2 separate regions of the Homo sapiens genome follow, and region 1 is linked to region 2. The links are chromatin loops, found by intact Hi-C in ENCODE. Cell type or tissue: adrenal gland. All regions are shown on one strand. Each heading gives the region's core, and the rest is flanking DNA. Links, peaks and the distances in the headings are about the cores only. Region 1 holds the start of MERTK (MER proto-oncogene, tyrosine kinase). Region 2 overlaps MERTK (MER proto-oncogene, tyrosine kinase).

Region 1 (11,010 bases), core at 1,685-4,184, 120 kb before region 2:
GCCCCTTCTCTCCAACCCCCTCCCTTTCCCCTTTACGCCCCTCCTCCCCCTCGTCCTCCCGCCCCCTCCCACCCCAACCTGCTGGGCCCGCCGGGACTCGCCCCCCTGCCCGCTCCTCTCCTCCAGCCCCGGCCGGCCTCGGCTCGGCCCCCGGCCCGCCCCTTCCAGCCCTCGGCACCTCCCGCCGGCCGCTTGGCTCCGCCACTCGGCACTCACTGCCCGGGCCGCCCGGACAGGGAGCTTCGCTGGCGCGCTTGGCCGGCGACAGGACAGGTTCGGGACGTCCATCTGTCCATCCGTCCGGAGAGAAATTACAGATCCGCAGCCCCGGGATGGGGCCGGCCCCGCTGCCGCTGCTGCTGGGCCTCTTCCTCCCCGCGCTCTGGCGTAGAGGTGAGTGCGCCCGGCTGGGGGCCAGGCGAGGGGGTGGGGGCTCCCAGGAGGAAGCAGGGGCCTCTGGGGAGGGAGCGCGTCCACAGGGGCGCGCCTGGCTGCTGGACAAGTTTGCAAACACCCTCCACCCACTGCGGTGCCAGAGGAGGGGGCGTAGGCGAACCTACCGTCCACTGACCGCGGCGCCTCAAGCGTCCCGAGGGCACCCAGCCTGGCTTGCGGGTGCGCATCGTGGTGAAGCCGGGTCGGGGTCGGCGTTGCAGGCTCCCCTCTTCACCGCAGAGGAGGAAATCGAGCTCGGCCGGGCGCGCTGCAAGTCCTGAAGTTCCGACGAGTGGAACGTAGGTAGCAGGTCTGGTCTGGGATGCGACGAGAACTTTCCACTAGAGTTGCATGGTGGGGCCCCGCTCTGGCCGGAGTCCCGGGGGCCACAGATCCGGTCTCCCGAGGGACCGGCGCGGGGCGAACGAACGGGCTGCGGGAGTCGGAGCCGCAGTCCGGGAGCCGCGATAGACTGAGGCCGAGCGACGGGCCAGGGGGGGACGGCAGTCCTGGCTGCTCCCAATGGGCCCTTACGGGCATTATTAGTATCCCTTTTTAGGGGCACCCAGAGAGTGTGGGAAAAGGGGAGCGTTCTTTTCACTCCTGTTATGGCAGAACAGAACTTACAGTGCTCGGCAGCGTTTACGTTTATCTGGATTCAGCGAAGTGTTGTTACAGGCTTTTTTTTTTTTAATTTGAGACCGAGTCTCGCCCTGTCGCCCAGGCTGGAGTGCCGCGGCGCGATCTCGGCTCACTGCAGGCTCCGCCTCCCGGGTTCAAGCGATTCTCCTGCCTCAGCCTCCCGAGTAGCTGAGACTATAGACGCGCGCTACCACGTCCGGCTAATTTTTGTATTTTTAGTAGAGACGGGGTTTCACCATGTTGGCCAGGATGGTCTCGATCTCTTGACCTCGTGATCTGCTCTCCTTGGCCTCCCAAAGTTCTGGGATTACAGTCGTGAGCCACCGCGCCCGGCTTGTTCCAGGCATTTTAATACAAGATGCTGGACTGATACGTGGAGGCAAGGAAGGCCGGTTTCATTCTGCTTGAACAGCTTATTTGGGGAGTGAGTGATGAACAGATTTCAAGTTTGATCGCTGATGCACTTCTTGAGGAGGCTGGAATAAACTTACCAGGCTTTACCCAAAAGAAAAAGAAAGGGGAAAAATGCTAAATAAACACATTCCAAGTATTTTCTCTCAGCTAAAAGGTTTCTATTTCCATTCAGCATGTAGATTTTCTCTCTTTTGATCGAGAATGCACTTGACTAGCCTTCACCTATTACAGTCAAAGATGTTTTTTAGGAATACCTGGAAAGCTCAGTTTATAGTCAAGTAAGTTACTTAAAAGTTTTTCCTTTGAGATTTTCCTTTGAAAGCTCATTTACTCAAATGAAAAATTCTTAAACAGTGCACCCACTTTTTGCACGTTAAATTACATAAGCAATTTATAATTTGGGGCAACATAGCAATTTGAAACAAACTTTAAGAGCCAGGCAAAGAACTAAAGCAGTTCTGTTCTCCACTGCCCCTCCCTCCACCAAACCTTCAAAAATTCCTCAGCATTTCTGCCAGCCCCATTTTTCATAATCTGCTGCAAATCTGTTATTTGTTGCTACTAGTGAGGACTGGCCGTGAATAGTCTTGGAGGTAGTGAATGTGGTGAGAACTATGGAGAAAGTAATGGGAACAATAGTTTTGTGTTAAATACTTAAAAATTGGAGTGCTTTTGTTTTTCTAAAATTTTAAAAGGCTGTAATAACAAATTTTTGTAGCTGACAATCAACTTTAATCAGACAATCATAAAAAGGCCTTTTAAAATCCACCCAGCTGGAAGAATGAAAAGTTTCACCAATCGTTCTTGCACTTTTTGCTTTTGGTTTTGAACTTTACCTATGAGATGTGTGACAGTTTTACATCTCACCTTGTGAAAAGCTTAAAGAATGGGATTCTCACTGGCAGAATTACAGCACAAAGGAGTGCTGTATGAAGAAATTAAACATGGAAATTAGACTCTTCATCTAATTTTAAGATTTTCCTATTACACATTGTGGGTCTGAGTGCTTTGCTGACCACACAGGGGAGACAGAGAGAGAGACAATGAGAATATGTGTGTAGATTCTACACTGTTAGCAGTATAGAAGAATGGGTAAATAAAATTTAAGCATCACTTTAACCCAGGAAATCCCCTCTGCCCCCCAACACACATACACACTACACGTCTCACAAAGACATGCACACACAGAACTGGAACTGCCAAACCAGGAGCATTTCGAGGCTTTCCAGTCTTTCCTTTCTGCTCAGTCTCTGATGGGGGTGCCATTGAGCAGCAAAATGAGGCAAGCGGTGGCTCTCTGAAGGGCCAGGGAGAGGATGGAGCAAGATAAATATAAATGTGGATAAAAATGAATGCATTATGAGGACTTAGCTCATGACGAGGCTGTGTGTGCAGCTAAACTCAACCCTTAGAGTAAATTAGGCTTTTAAGATTCTTTAATGTTAATATTTCTTTTCCAAACTGATATTGTAACATGTATTCCAGTATATTGTAAACATCTTCCCAGAGGGAACTTTTAAGTTGTTCTGTTGCTTGTGGGCTTTATTCCAAAGGCTTCAAATGCTTTTTGAAAGTACATCGTGCATATTTTAAAAATGAATACTTTTAGAAAATTATTCTGACCCATTAAAGTGCTGAGTGGAATTCTTTTCTTTTCTTTCTTTCTTTTTTTTTTTTTTTTGGCAGGTTCTCATTCTGCCACCCAGGCTAGAGTGCAGTGGCACCATCACGGCTCACTGCAACCTCAACCTTCCGGGCTCAAGTGATCCTCCCACCTCAGCCTCCCAAGTAGCTATGACCACAGGCACATACCACCATGCCTGGCTAATTTTTTATTTTTTGTAGAGACAGGATCTCACTATGTTGCCCAGGCTGGTCTTGAACTCCTGGGCTCAAGCGATCTTCCCACCTTAGCCTCTCAGAGTGTGGGGATTATAGGCATGAGCCACCATGCACAGCTGAATACAATTTTTAAAAAATTAACAATAATTATGTTTTTTTGTTTTTGAGATAGAGTTTCACTCTTGCTGTCCAGGCTAGAGTGCAATGGCACAATCTCGGCTCACCGCAACTTCCCGCCTCCCGGGTTCAAGCAGTTCTCCTGCCTCAGCCTCCTGAGTAGCTGGGATTACAGGCATGCACCACCACGCCTGGCTAATTTTGTATTTTTGGTAGAGACAGGGTTTCTCCGTGTTGGTTAGGTTGGTCTCGAACTCCCAACCTCAGGTGATCTGCCTGCCTTGGCCTCCCAAAGTGCTGGGATTACAGGCATGAGCCACCACACCCAGCCAATAATTATATTTTTAAATCTTAATTTTTGAAATAATTTCCAGATAATTGTAGAAGGGCCAGTGAGTTACTAGTCAGCATTGGTCAAGAAGAGGTTCAATCTTTTTATGCCTGTGAATTGGGAACATGCTGCTGGGTAGAAAAACTGAGCTGGGACCTTGAACACACATGTGAAACAGTCGCTTTCCATATAATAGCCAGAATGAGATTTTGGAAACGAATCTGATTGTATTTTCCATTTGAAAATCTTCCAGTGGCTTCCTGTTCCCTACTAGAATTTGCAGAGACTCACAGCGAACCTCTTTGACCCATTTCCATTCACTTCCCTCTTGTTCCTACCACTCCAGCCACCTGTGTCTTCTTTCTAGGGCCTGAGCAGCCTTTGCAGTGACTCTTCCCTCTGGCTGGAACCTTTTTCCCAAGATCTCGGCATGCTGGCTTCTTCTCATCCTTTGGGTTTCAGTTCAGAGGTTCTCCTTGAGAAGCCTTCCCCAATAACCACCCCCTGCCAAAGTATCATATGCATACACCCCACTATCCCTTAAATTTAATTTCCTGATAATGCTTCTCACAACCTGATCAGTTCCTTCCTTCCTTCCTTCCTTCCTCCCTCCCTCCCTCCCTCTATTTCTTTATTGACAGAGTCTTGCAATGGCAAATTCTCTGCTCACTGCAACCTCCGCCTCCCAGGTTCAAGCAATTCTCCTGCCTCAGCCTTCCCAGTAGCTGGGATTACAGGCACCTGCCACCACAGCTGGCTAATTTTTGTATTTTTAGTAGAGACAGGGTTTCACCATGTTGGCCAGGCTGGTCTCGAACTCCTGACCTCAGGTGATCCGCCTACCTCAGCCTCCCAAAGTGCAGAGATTACAGGCGTGAGCTATGGCACCCAGCCTTACCTCTTTGTTTACTCCTTTTCCTCCACTGTCCCCCCACCACAAGGTAAGCTCCTGGTGGCAGGGCTGCTGTCTTTTTCACTGCTAACACAGCATGGAGCTCATACGGGTGCTCAGTGAGTATCAGAGCACAGCATGAAGGAACCAAGCCCCTGCATGTCTTACCAGGTGCTCTTCACCCTTATCTTTTCCTACTGGCTTTTCCAGAAACAGAATTGCTGGAGCTCCCATGCCCTCACATTCGGGGCTTGGTTAATAGAAAACAATCTTTTATTTTGCTGTGATGCCAATGTGATTTCATTGCTGGAGGAGCTAGTCAATTAAAACCAGACAGATTTTTGGGCTGTATTAACCCCAAACATATTTTACATTGTCCTAACTATTCCAACTAGAAAAAAAAATGTCAGAAGGTAATTTTTCATGTTAAACACAGTTCTAACAACTCCTTGCTCAGGGGCAGGTAGCCCTGGGTGCCTTGACTTTGGCCCTTGCCGTTAGTTTAATCTTAACCCAAAGCACATGGCTCTGAATTGGTATGTTTCTCAGCAGGAGATTAATTATTATAAAAACTGAAAGGGGTCTCACACTGTGTGAGGCACACTATGCCTCTGGGGACTGGAATGAAAGTGTTAACCGGGACTGGCTTCTGGGGCTTTGGGGGTGGTGATTAACTTTCAGGACCTCTGTTCCTTTTTGGGTACAGTGGGAGGCTCTTTTCATAGAATTGTTAGGAGGACGTAATGAGCTAATGGCAGGTGATATGTGCTTAAAATATATTTGCCATTATTACCAATGGTTCTCCTCCATTCTTCTGAACTCAAGTATGGGGGAAATGTTTTTCCTAGACAAAAGGTGTTGGGAGGAGGGTTCTTTTCTTATTGAAGTGTATCCTGAATGGTCCACCCTCCATTGTTCAGAATGCTTTGGTGAAGGGGCCCTCCGGTGTCGCCCTAGAGTGCCCAAGTCCTTTGCTGCAGCTCTTTAGGTTTTTGTTTCCTAGTAGTTTGAGCAAAACCCACCCAGGACCAAGCAGTTCTCCAGAGAAGCAGGGCCCGCCCTGACTGCCATTCCCCTCCTACTCCTGCCCCCATACCTTCCCTTATGGAGTTCAAACTTGACATAGTACAGGAATAGCTTCTTGTCATGTGCCTCTCAGGAAGGTATAAAAATGAAGTCCAGTTCCTGTTCAACTTTTCCCACATAACTCTTTTCCAAACTGGGTGTGGTTTAAATTTTTTTATTTTTATTTTTTGTGTTTGTTTTGTTTTAGGGTTTTTGAGTGTGAACATCCAGAAAATTCTTTTTTTTTTTTTTGAGATGGAATCTTGCTCTGTCGCCCAGGCTGGAGTGCATGTGGCGCGATCTCGGCTCACTGCAACCTCCGCCTCCTGGCTTCAAGCAATTCTCTGCCTCAGCCTCCCAAGTAGCTGGGATTACAGGTGCCCTCCACCAGACCTGGCTAATTTTTGTATTTTAAGTAGAGACGGGGTTTCACCGTGTTGGGCAGGCTGGTCTTGAACTCCTGACCTCGCGATCCACCCACCTCGGCCTCTCAAAGTGCTGGGATTACAGGAGTGAACCACCTCACCCAGCTCAGAAAATTCTTTTCCTTTTTACCACATCGAGCTAGGTTTTCCCAATGAGGTCAGTTGGCTGCAACATAGAGAAAATGAGGCTTTGGTTCTTAGAGTAGATTCCGTGTACAGGCGTGAGTATGTGTCCGCAGGTGGTCTTGTAGGAAATGCAAAGGGCGCCAGGTGCACTCCTGGCTTCTGGTACTTCCTGCTTAATGGCATGGGTGAGCCAACCCTCAGGTGCCCGGGAGGGAGCCCTGATTACTCTCCCTCTGGCACTCTGGGCATTGGCTAACCCGTGACCGGAGTTAAACCAGTTCCCTCTCTTTTCATTCTATGTCTCCCACTCCTGCCTCCAGCCGAAGTGCTAAAAATGCAGCCTGGCAGGGGCAGAGAATTCCATTAGGATCAGCAGGCCCCTTTTGGAGAACAAGGATACTAAGAATACCTGCCATCCTGGCACTTCCTCCCTCCTAGGCCTTACTTTTCTCTGTCTGAACCATGGCTGTTGAACTGGGTGATTCTTAGCCACAGGAAGGGAGGGCCTAGATCTTCCCTAGTTTTGTGAGACTCTGCAGCTGGACAGCCATCCCTTCATGGGAGCTGCCACATTTTCACTCTCGGGGCCTCTGACAGGCACTAGGATCTAGGGACATGGCCGGCATGTGAAACCCTGGGCTGCTATGGCCAGGTCACCTCCTCAGGTCCTGGTGTTTCAGAGTGATAAAGAAGAAAGGGTGATTATGTCTCAAACATTTCATTGAGAAACCTACACTGTTCTTTTTTTTTTTTTTTTTTTTTTTGACATGGAGGCTCACTCTGTCACCCAGGCTGGAGTGCAGTGGCGCGATCTCAGCTTACTGCAGCCTCCTGGGTTCAAGCGATTGAACCCAGGGTTCAACCTCCTGGGTTCAAGCGGTTCTCCTGTCTCAGCCTCCCGAGTAGCTGGGATTACAGGCACCCATTACCACACCCAGCTAATTTTTGTATTTTTTAGTAGAGACAACGTTTCACAATGTTGGCCTGGCTGGTCTCGAACTCCTGGCCTCAGGTGATTGGCCCACCTCAGCCTCCCAAAGTGCTGGGATTATAGGCGTGAGCCACCGTGCCCAGCCAGAAACCTACACTCAATTCTAAAGCATTTTATTTCATCCTTCTTGGCTAGTTCTTCAATTATCAGTGCTTCTTTCACTCAATGGTAAATGGATTTTCCATGAGTCTTGGAGGTGGCAGGCAGGGAGAAGGGGCAGAAGGAAAGAGAAAGAGAGAACAGATGTTGGCTTTATGTTTGGAATAAAATTACACCAAAAGCTAAGAACATTTATATTTGTGCTTAGAGAAACCCCATTTCATTTCAGAAGCTCAATGCCTGGATTTTTTTGCCAGCACATTTTACACTTGTATGTTTCTCCTTGTACTCTGTGCCTCCATGTATTTCTGTTGGTCCCTTGAAAACAAGATCCAATCATCACAGGGTTAGTGCTCTGCCCTAGGTCACTCCAGTAGGGGTCCATCCTCCGGATTTAGATCTCAGGTTGGCACTTATGCAAATGCTTTCTGACAGGTCCCCTTTTTTGTGTAATCTGCTTTTTCTTTGAGGATCTAGATACCTCAGCATTCAGGGACAGTAAACATCTTAGAACTTGCCTTAGCTGTGGTCTTGCCTCTCATTAGATACACAAAGAAAAGCCTTGTTTATTTTGGAGAAGGAATTGTTTTGTTATTTTAAGCCTTAGGGCCTTGTGGTTAGAGCTACCAATAGTAGATTGGCTTCATTATGGTTTTGAAAATGATCACTTTCACAAGTAAGAACAGGCTGTCTTAGTGGAGAATATTAGAACAGAGACTCAAACTTAACTGAAAGTTGTTTTCTGTCACTGTGCCGCTTAGGGAATTCTCAGTGCGGTGATAAATATTCATGGACTTCCCAAGTGTTGTGTGTGCCTGGAGGCCAGTTTTTCACTTGTTCCAATTAACGGCAGGCTGCCTCCACACAGGAAGTGAAACCAGCCTTTAAGCCTTTTTACAATTCTGGCACATGATTTGAAGATTTGGTGATGAAAGCAATGTTCTTTGAAAGTTTTGGAGCAAATAAAAAAAAGAAGCTTTTTAGATTCACTCTTAGTTTAAAAAATAACCACTTGGGGAGTTGAAAGATGTAAGTTCTCATCCTAGCTTTGAGAGGAACCTGCAGGGACAGCTGGGGTATAGTGTGTCCTCCTTCTAAAACTCCACATCCTCACTTGTCAAATGGGAAAGCAGATGGATGATTCTAGGCCCCTTTGGGGCAGAACACTGATTCCATCTAAAGGGGAGAGGTGGGAAGGGATACTTTCTCCCATGCCGTTTGGGACACAGAGCCTCAGCCTGAGTTTGACCCTCAGCCCTGTGCGTGACTCTCGGTGTGAACTTTCTTAGACATCAGCCCAGAAACGGAGATGGAGGCTGTGTGAAGAGTTTCATTAAAAATGAGTGATGCAGCCAGGTGCGGTGGCTCACGCCTGTAATCCCAGCACTTTGGGAGGTCAGGGTGGGTGGATCACCTGAGGTCAGGAGTTTGAGACCAGCCTGACCAACATGGTAAAACCCTGTCTCTACTAAATACAAAAAATTAGCCAGGCGTGGTGGCGCATGCCTGTAATCCCAGCAACTTGGGAGGCTGAGGCAGAAGAATCACTTGAACCCAGGAGGCGGAGGTTGCAGTGAGCCGAGATTGTGCCACTGCACTCCAGCCTGGGCAATAACAGTAAAACTCCGTATCAAAAAAAAGAGTGATGCTAGTGGGTTCTTTGCTGTTGACAGTTGCCATTCCCTGCCACCTGGGCTGTCTGTTCCTCCAGTAAGTACCCCCTCCAACTCTGGGGCAATAGAATAGTCTGGAAACATGGAGGTATATTTCTGAGAATATTGGATCTCCCCAAACACATATGACCTCTTCCTGCTAAATCTTCTGAGAGACAGAGGGATGGACTAAGCTTTTTCCGGGGTGGATGGAGTGGGGCATATCCCCCCTGAGGGGGAACAGCAGAATCTTCAGGATCAGGGAGAATGATGTCATTTTCAAAAGTTTATTCATTCAATATTATTATGTCATTTTATAATTGGAAATTTAAAAAATATTTTGTGATATAAACTGTAGAATGCAACGCTCTTAAATATTCTGGCTGGGAAGATAAGGATAAAGACAATGATTCATGACAGGGGTTCTCAAGAAGAGGTATGCTTCAGAACTACCTAGGAAGCATTTTCGCAAGGTAGAAGCTCAGGTTCCCAGGACCCGTGGACTCAATCTTTGGGGCTGTGGCCCTGCCTTGTGTATGTCCAAGCTATTCTGTGCCACCTCTTTCGTTACACTCCACTGATGCAGTATATCTGATGTCTGATTCTTGGGCAGTGGTGGGGAGCCTCTCTCTATTACCCCATCCCAGGAGGGGTATGTATCAGAACCTGGCCATTGAGGGTAGGAGTAAGCTAATTATGCTTATCCAAGGGAGGTGGCAATTCCTAGACAAAGTGAGAATGTTGAGCTGGATGATTCATTAAGCCAAGTGCCCTTAGGATTTTAGGACCTGTTGGTGGAAAGAGATACAGCTAATCAGGTGGGCCAACCAGTAAATAGTAAGGCCTTTCCCTTTTTACCATTATATTTTTTCCTCTCAGCTACTCTTTATACTCACATCTTATTATAAAATATTTAGGATACACAAAAGGATTTAACAGGTAATAAAACTCGCCTGTGTACTCACTACTTGACGTAAGAAGTCAGACATTAACACTACAGTGGAAGTCCCCGGTCGTTCCTCTCTCCAGTGTCATCCCCTCACTCCCACCCAGAGAAAACCATTATCCCACATTGGGTGTTTCAATTCCCATGCATGTCTTTATCCTTTGATCATGATTGACATGATTATGTTGGTAACACTCTATAGTGTTGTTTTGCACCATGTCAGTTACATTTGATTGCATATAACAGAAAACCTTACTTCAGTGGTGTAACCAAAATGGGAGTATTTTTCTCATACAACAAGCAGTCTGACAGCAACCAGGTTGGGATTAGACAGTGGCTCCATGATAAAGTCAATGACCTGGCTCTTGGCTCTGACATCTATAGTGTATGCTTTTAGAACACATTGTTCCTTAAATGGCTGCTGTGCTTCTGGGCATTTCATTTGCATTCCAGGCAGAAAAAAGCAGAAGGGAAAAGGACAAAAAGTCTCATACCAGCTGAGTCTGTCCTTTTTATCAAGAAGGTGACTGGAACATCTCAACAGCAAAAAACAAGCAATCCGATTAAAAAATGAACAAGTGATCTAAACATATTTCTCAAAAGAAGAAATACAAATGGCTAACAGATAAATATATGAAAAAATGCTTAACATCACTAATCATCAGGGAGATGTAAACCAAAATTACAACCTGGTTTCATTTCATTGCATTTAGGATGGCTATGTCAAAAAGGCAAAAAATAACAAATGCTGGCAAAGGTGCAGAGAAAAGGGAACTCATACACTGCTGGTGGGGATTTAAACTATCACAGCCACTATTGTGGCAGGCCAGGTCTCGGTAACGCAGGCCTCTGTAACAACTGTTTCAGCACTGAGTGGTTAAGTTAAATATTAAAAGCTAATAGAGCCGGTGCCCTCATACAAAGGCTGGAATGTAATGAAAGCCCACCAGAAGTTTTGCCCAGGCCTTTCCTGGGCCTTGACTCATGACAAGATAACAAAGGAATTCTTAACAGGCCTCATTTAGGATTAAAC
Region 2 (5,926 bases), core at 1,827-4,326:
TTCCTTGCCGTCAAAGGATGACTCATTGCCCACAACTAGGATATTTCATAGTCACATTAAATTGAATGAGTTCATCCACTGGCTCTTGGAACCTAGATGCTATATGAAAGGTGCTGTGTAATTACGCCCTTGACCCGAGATAAGGAAAAAAAAGCACCTCACAGCAACAGTGGAGGAGAGCACTAAGCAGATGTGTGACGAGGCTGTTTCTGCCTTTGCCAGATTTCCCAGAACAGCTTTTGTAGAAGTGGGGAACTGTGACACTCCAACCCCACGTTATTGCCGCGTTGGGAGAGCAGTGCGTCTCACACATAATTGCCAGCTTTGTGCATGATCATCAGTGTTTAAGGAAATGACCTTTCCCAGTGAAAAAGTCCATTCAGGCTTTGTGGAAAGGCTTGCATCCTAACTTGTTGTTGCTTTGTTCCCAGTGGGCATTTGGCGTGACCATGTGGGAAATAGCTACGCGGGGAATGACTCCCTATCCTGGGGTCCAGAACCATGAGATGTATGACTATCTTCTCCATGGCCACAGGTTGAAGCAGCCCGAAGACTGCCTGGATGAACTGTGAGTGGGCTTCTCTGTCTCCCTTCCATACTCTGCATGGGGCAGCCACCTGGCTCTGCACTGACCTCGGAAACACAGCCATGGGAGGGGAAAGGGACTGCTGTTAGCCAGGTGGGCATGTGCAGAGGGGTGGAACCCACAGACACCCCAGCCCAGGAGCCATTCCTGATGTGGGAGATAGTGTGTGGTATCTCCAGTGAGCCCACTGAGGCTCACTCATCCAAAGGGCCTCAGTCTCGAACGACAGGCACGGTCAAGACAAGGCAATGGCACCTGTCCTAAAATTCCTTACACACCTCTAGGAAATATATCCACAGATAATAGCTTCGCCTTGTAGTGCATGAGGTCCTTGAATGATTCCTCACCCTCTTTTGGTCCAGTTATCTTTCTCCTTCTATGTAGCATTTCAAACACTCCACTCACAGTAGTAGCCTTCATCAGGAAACTCAGAAATCTAAACCAATGACTTTGGGGTCAGGCTGCTCATCAGAATCGCTTGGGAGATAGTGTAACAATACGATTCCTCGGCCCTGTTCCCGGAAATTATGATGCTTTCGGTACAAAGTGGGCCCAGAAATGTGTGTTTTAGAATGCTCCCTGGGGCTGGGCGCAGTGGCTCATGCACGTTATCCCAACACTTTGGGAGGCCAAAGAGGGCAGATCGTTTGAGCCCAGGAGTTTAAGACCAGCCTGGGCAACATAGAGAGACCCTGTCTTTATTAAAAAATAATAAAATAAGGCCGAGTGCGGTGGCTCACGCTTGTAATCCCAGCACTTTGGGAGGCCGACGCGGGTGGATCACGAGGTCAGGAGTTCGAGACCATCCTCGCTAACACAGTGAAACCCCGTCTCCGCTAAAAATACAAAAAATTAGCCGGGTGTGGTGGCGGGCGCCTGTAGTCCCAGCTACTCGGGAGGCTGAGGCAGGAGAATGGCGTGAACCCGGGAGGCGGAGCTTGCGGTGAGCTGAGATCGTGCCACTGCACTCCAGCCTGGGCGGCAGAGTAAAACTCCATCTCAAAAAAAATAAAAAATAATAAAATAATAAAATAAAGTGCTCCCTGAGAGATCATGTGTTTAGACAGGAGAAAGAACTACCAGCTGTGACACACACACAGCACACATCCCATCCTGACAGGGCCCCCGTCTTCAAGGCCAGGCAGTATGGGGAAGAGACCCAGGCCTCGGAGTCAATAGGCCACGCTCTGCTTCCTAACTGGCCCTGTGAGTGGCTATGGCAATTAATCTCCCCCAAGCACTTTGCTGACCTTATTAAAATAATTTCTTGTGGCATTGCTGGTAGCTTGGTGATGGTGATTTGAACCTTCCTAATGGGGAGTCTCCTCCCTGTATAATAAGGGCCATGGGCTTGGAGAGGGGCATTCTCACCATATTTAGCAAGAACATTTCAGGACTGTGGGCCTGCGCTGGCTCTGTCATGGAGTGCCATGCCTGGGCTGGGACAGGTGAGTGTGGACAGCACCCTCCCTACACACACACACACAGACACACACACACACGCCCTGCTGCCTCACATGGGAGAGAGAGCCTGGGTCCCTTTGCCCACAGGCTTTCCGGGTCCCTTCTAAGCCAAAAAGAAGGACACTGTTTTAATCAGAGCTTCGTCCCGTTGGTAGTGGTTGGTTTTTATTGTGGTGGTAGATGTATAACATTAAGAAGAGAAACAAGCACTGTAAAACCTTTAAAACATCCTGAAATGCTAATAAAATTAGTTCTAGGGTTTCATGGTAGTTTTTAAAAGTGCCATGTTTATGAAGTGCCTGCTTCTGAAAATAAGGAAGCATTTCAGTCAAACAATGTTGACTATGGAAAGAGTTTTGTTGCAGTTTCTTTCTGAGCTTTCCTTGCCCACCAAAATAAGTTGATATTTGCGGTGATTATGTTGGGTCTTAGCAGGGTCTAAGCTGTGTCACGTTGTGGTTTTTAGAGCCAAAACAAGTGAATGCTGAGTCGGTTTTCTGTGAGACATTTTAGGGGACAAAGCAGCAGAGTCAGCACACGCCGTGTGGCTGGGGAAGTCAGGCAGAGAGGGGCGAACCTGCCACCCCCGCCTCCTGTGGGCTCTGTGCCCTGGGTGTGCCAAGGGGGCTATGGCTGTGCTGTGGCCTCGGGGCCCCTGTGAGCCAGGCTTCCTTCCATCTCCTCTCGAATCTAGATGCTGGGTAACAACAGCATCCCCCAAAGAGGCCTCTGTTCCATTTCTGAGACATTTCCTTTGTAAAATGAACTCAGGCTGAGTGCAGTGGCTCATGCCTGTAATCCTAGCACTTTGGGAGGCCAAGACAGGAGGATTGCTTGAGGCCAGGAGTTTGAAATCAGCCTGGGCAACACAGTGAGACCCCATCTCTACAAAAAATAAACAAAATTAGCTGGGTGTTGTAGGGCATGCCTGTAGTCCCAGCTGCTCAAGAGGCTGAGGTGGGAGGATCACTTGAGTTTAGGAGGTCGAGGTTGCAGTGAGCTATGATTGTGCCACCAGACTCCAGCCTGGGAAACAGAGCAAGATCCTGTCTCAAAAAAAGAAACAACAACAACAAAAACCCAAAAAACAAATCTAAAGTGTTTCACATGATGGCTGAAATAGTAAACGTGAGGGAAAGGTCAGTGACTCTTCTTCATAGTGAAGGAGGTCGAGGTCACGGATGAGAGCAGGTGCCCTGTGTTAGATGGACTGGCACTGCCGCCGACTGTTGGCGTGACTTCAGTCAGTTCCTCTCCTCTCCAGGCCTCAGCTGCCCTGTCTGTGAGTGTGACTGCATCTCTTCCTTCGTGGGGCTGCAGTGAGGAGTGATCGGTTAGGGCCCATCAACCCACACACAGCTGGCACTTGCTGGTCATGTTCTACCTGCATCAGCCACCTTGAAGCTGCAGTTGCGTGGACTCAGGGGCTCCTCTCCGGGACTCACCTGATGCCCATCCCAGCACCACCCTCGCGCTTCACACACCTGACCAGCCTAGCATTGCCCTCACACTATTATTTACCCTGGCACCCAGGACCTGGTGTGTTGGCTGGCACAGAGCTGGCCCTGCCTCTTGCCTGCTTCTTGTCTGCCCCAAGAACCCCAGCTTATATCCACCTTCCCCATCTCAGAAACCCTCCTCTACCCATTGATGTATCCCTCCCTCCACTGCCACCTGAAGCATCTGAGATCTGGAGAAGGGACAAGGTGGGAGTCACAGTGGGCTGAGTGGCAGAGCTGGGTAGATACTGGCTAGCACAGTGGAAGCACAGCTGATAGGAGATGGGCATCATTTCCCTGTGCAGACTTGCAGCCTGCACTCAGCCATCCTCAGAGCCAGGAGCAAAGCAGGTGCTTGAAAAATATGAGTAAAGTCATACATTTACAAATTTTGTAAATTCATATGATTGCATTTAATTGTGATAAAATATACATAACATAAAATGTACTCTTAACCAGTGCGTACAGCTCAGTGGCGTGAAGTACATTCACACTGTTGTATAACCATCACCACCATCTATCTCCAAAACTCTTCTTATCTTGTAAATCTGAAAGTCTCTACCCATTAAACTAATCCCATTCTCTCCTCAATACAGCCCATGGCAACCTATATGATCACATCTTTTATAAAATCTCAGCAGAAAAATAAAAATGACCATTTACAAAAGCAATTACCAAACTTATTTTTCTTTCCATCCATAAAATTTTATAAAGTCTAAATCACTAAATATCACAGCCCTCCTATTACTTACCAGATGGGGGCTTCTTGTTAATCTTCTTGTTCTACTACGATGAAATTGCCCATTTGTGGGAGTAGGTTAGACAGTATACATGTTCACCATGTCTTTAAAAGTCATATTTATATTTTTATACATTTGATAAGGTATTGAATATTAAAGGAAAAGAAGTTTCAAAGTGATATTGATACTATTCTACTTGGAAATAAAGATAAATTATTTAAATACTTTCTCCTAAGACATGAAATAAATGAAAGTAAGTTAAATACCACAGCCTCTTGATGAAATAATGAAAAGGAGATTATGTCCCTAAGAACAGAATGTCTCAAAGCTCATCTTAGATGGCAAACAATCAAGGCTGTTTGGAAAACAGAGTCATGCAAATTGACTTACGCCTGAAAACCTCAAAAATAAAAACAGAAACCGTCTGTCAAGTCTAAGTGACCATCTAAAGAAGGTAAGACAGGGAAACAAAACAGAACCCCTAAGCCTGAGATGAGAACAAGGATTGTGAGACAGGGAAATGCGCCGTGCCGTTGTCTAGGCCTACATTCAGGATCAAGCTCTTTACATGCATGGCACTTTGCCAGCCTCCAGCTTCCGGATGCGTGTGCAAGTGTTGATAAAGGCTGGAAAGTGGACAGATGAAAAGATATTATTATACATCTACGTGAATGAGATCTGCATGTTGTGTGTGAAGTAACATGTTAGTAGAATTAGCCAAAAGTTCTATAGGCTGTAACTAAATGTCAATATGGAAATTGCATATTTCTGTTCGTAAGATGCTAGTAATTTATTGCATGGGTCAGATGATTTAAATTTGGGTCATTTTTTTGTCCAATGACGTATGAATTATCAGTTTCTCAAAACAGAAAAGCATCAAAATGAAATGATGCCTAGGCATGCTGGTGTGTACCTGTAATTCCAGCTACTCTGGAGGCTGAGGCAGAAGATCACTTGAGCCCAGGAGTTCAGGGGTTCTCCACCAGCCTGGGCAAAATAGCAAGACTTCGTCTTATTAAAAAAATAAATACATCTATTTTTAAAATTTTATATATATATATACACACACACACACACACATTTTTATATATATACACATTTTCAGGCCAGGCATATTAATTGGCATGCATATATATATATGCCATATATGTGTATATATATGCCATATATGTGTGTGTATATGTGTGTGTGTGTGTATATATATACACACACATATGGCATATATATACACACATGCCAATTAATATGCCTGGCCCTGAAATGTCAGGTCTATCAATTATAAGAAAAAAAACATTTTTAATGAAATGATGGTATAACTCACTCTTCATCTCAGCCTATTGATTCCTAATTGTCATCTGTCTTACTGTGCTCCATTAAATGTCCCTCCATTGGAATTCTTAACTATATTAGACACTGGGATGAAAAAACCACCCAGAAGAGAGTTGCCCTCTATAAAACAAAGTGGAAGGAGTTGTGAGGAGCACTTGGACGCAGGAGTTGTCCAATCTGAATCTGAATCCCTGGCTACCCACATGGCCATGGCATGTTCTGTAATGTCCCTGAGCCCACTGTCATCTTCATTACAAAGTGACAATGACAGGGCTGTTGAGAAGACTAGATGGAGTGATACGCAGCAC

Evidence for each region. A loop is a pair of places that touch in the nucleus more often than their neighbours do. Peaks named below come from ENCODE experiments on the same cell type or tissue, not always from the same donor. Only the 100,000 strongest peaks of a DNase experiment are listed, where the experiment ranks them.
Region 1: a loop joins it to region 2, with 2.7 times the contacts of the local background. A loop is called at or near these places in 12 of 110 quality-filtered maps.

What each region holds. Positions count from the first base shown.
Region 1 is chr2:111,898,404-111,909,413 of GRCh38, forward strand. MERTK (MER proto-oncogene, tyrosine kinase) reads left to right here and starts at 204. Exons shown (of 19, transcript NM_006343.3): 1 at 204-393. The coding sequence starts at 333. In adrenal gland, for the core only: a CTCF peak has its summit at 2,694; no DNase peak of the experiment used is centred there; H3K4me3 peaks cover 2,500 bases; H3K27ac peaks cover 954 bases.
Region 2 is chr2:112,021,827-112,027,752 of GRCh38, forward strand. It overlaps MERTK (MER proto-oncogene, tyrosine kinase), which reads left to right. Exons shown (of 19, transcript NM_006343.3): 18 at 432-568. Among named protein-coding and RNA genes, the nearest start is that of TMEM87B, 30 kb to the right of the region's middle. In adrenal gland, for the core only: no CTCF peak of the experiment used is centred there; no DNase peak of the experiment used is centred there; H3K27ac peaks cover 2,064 bases.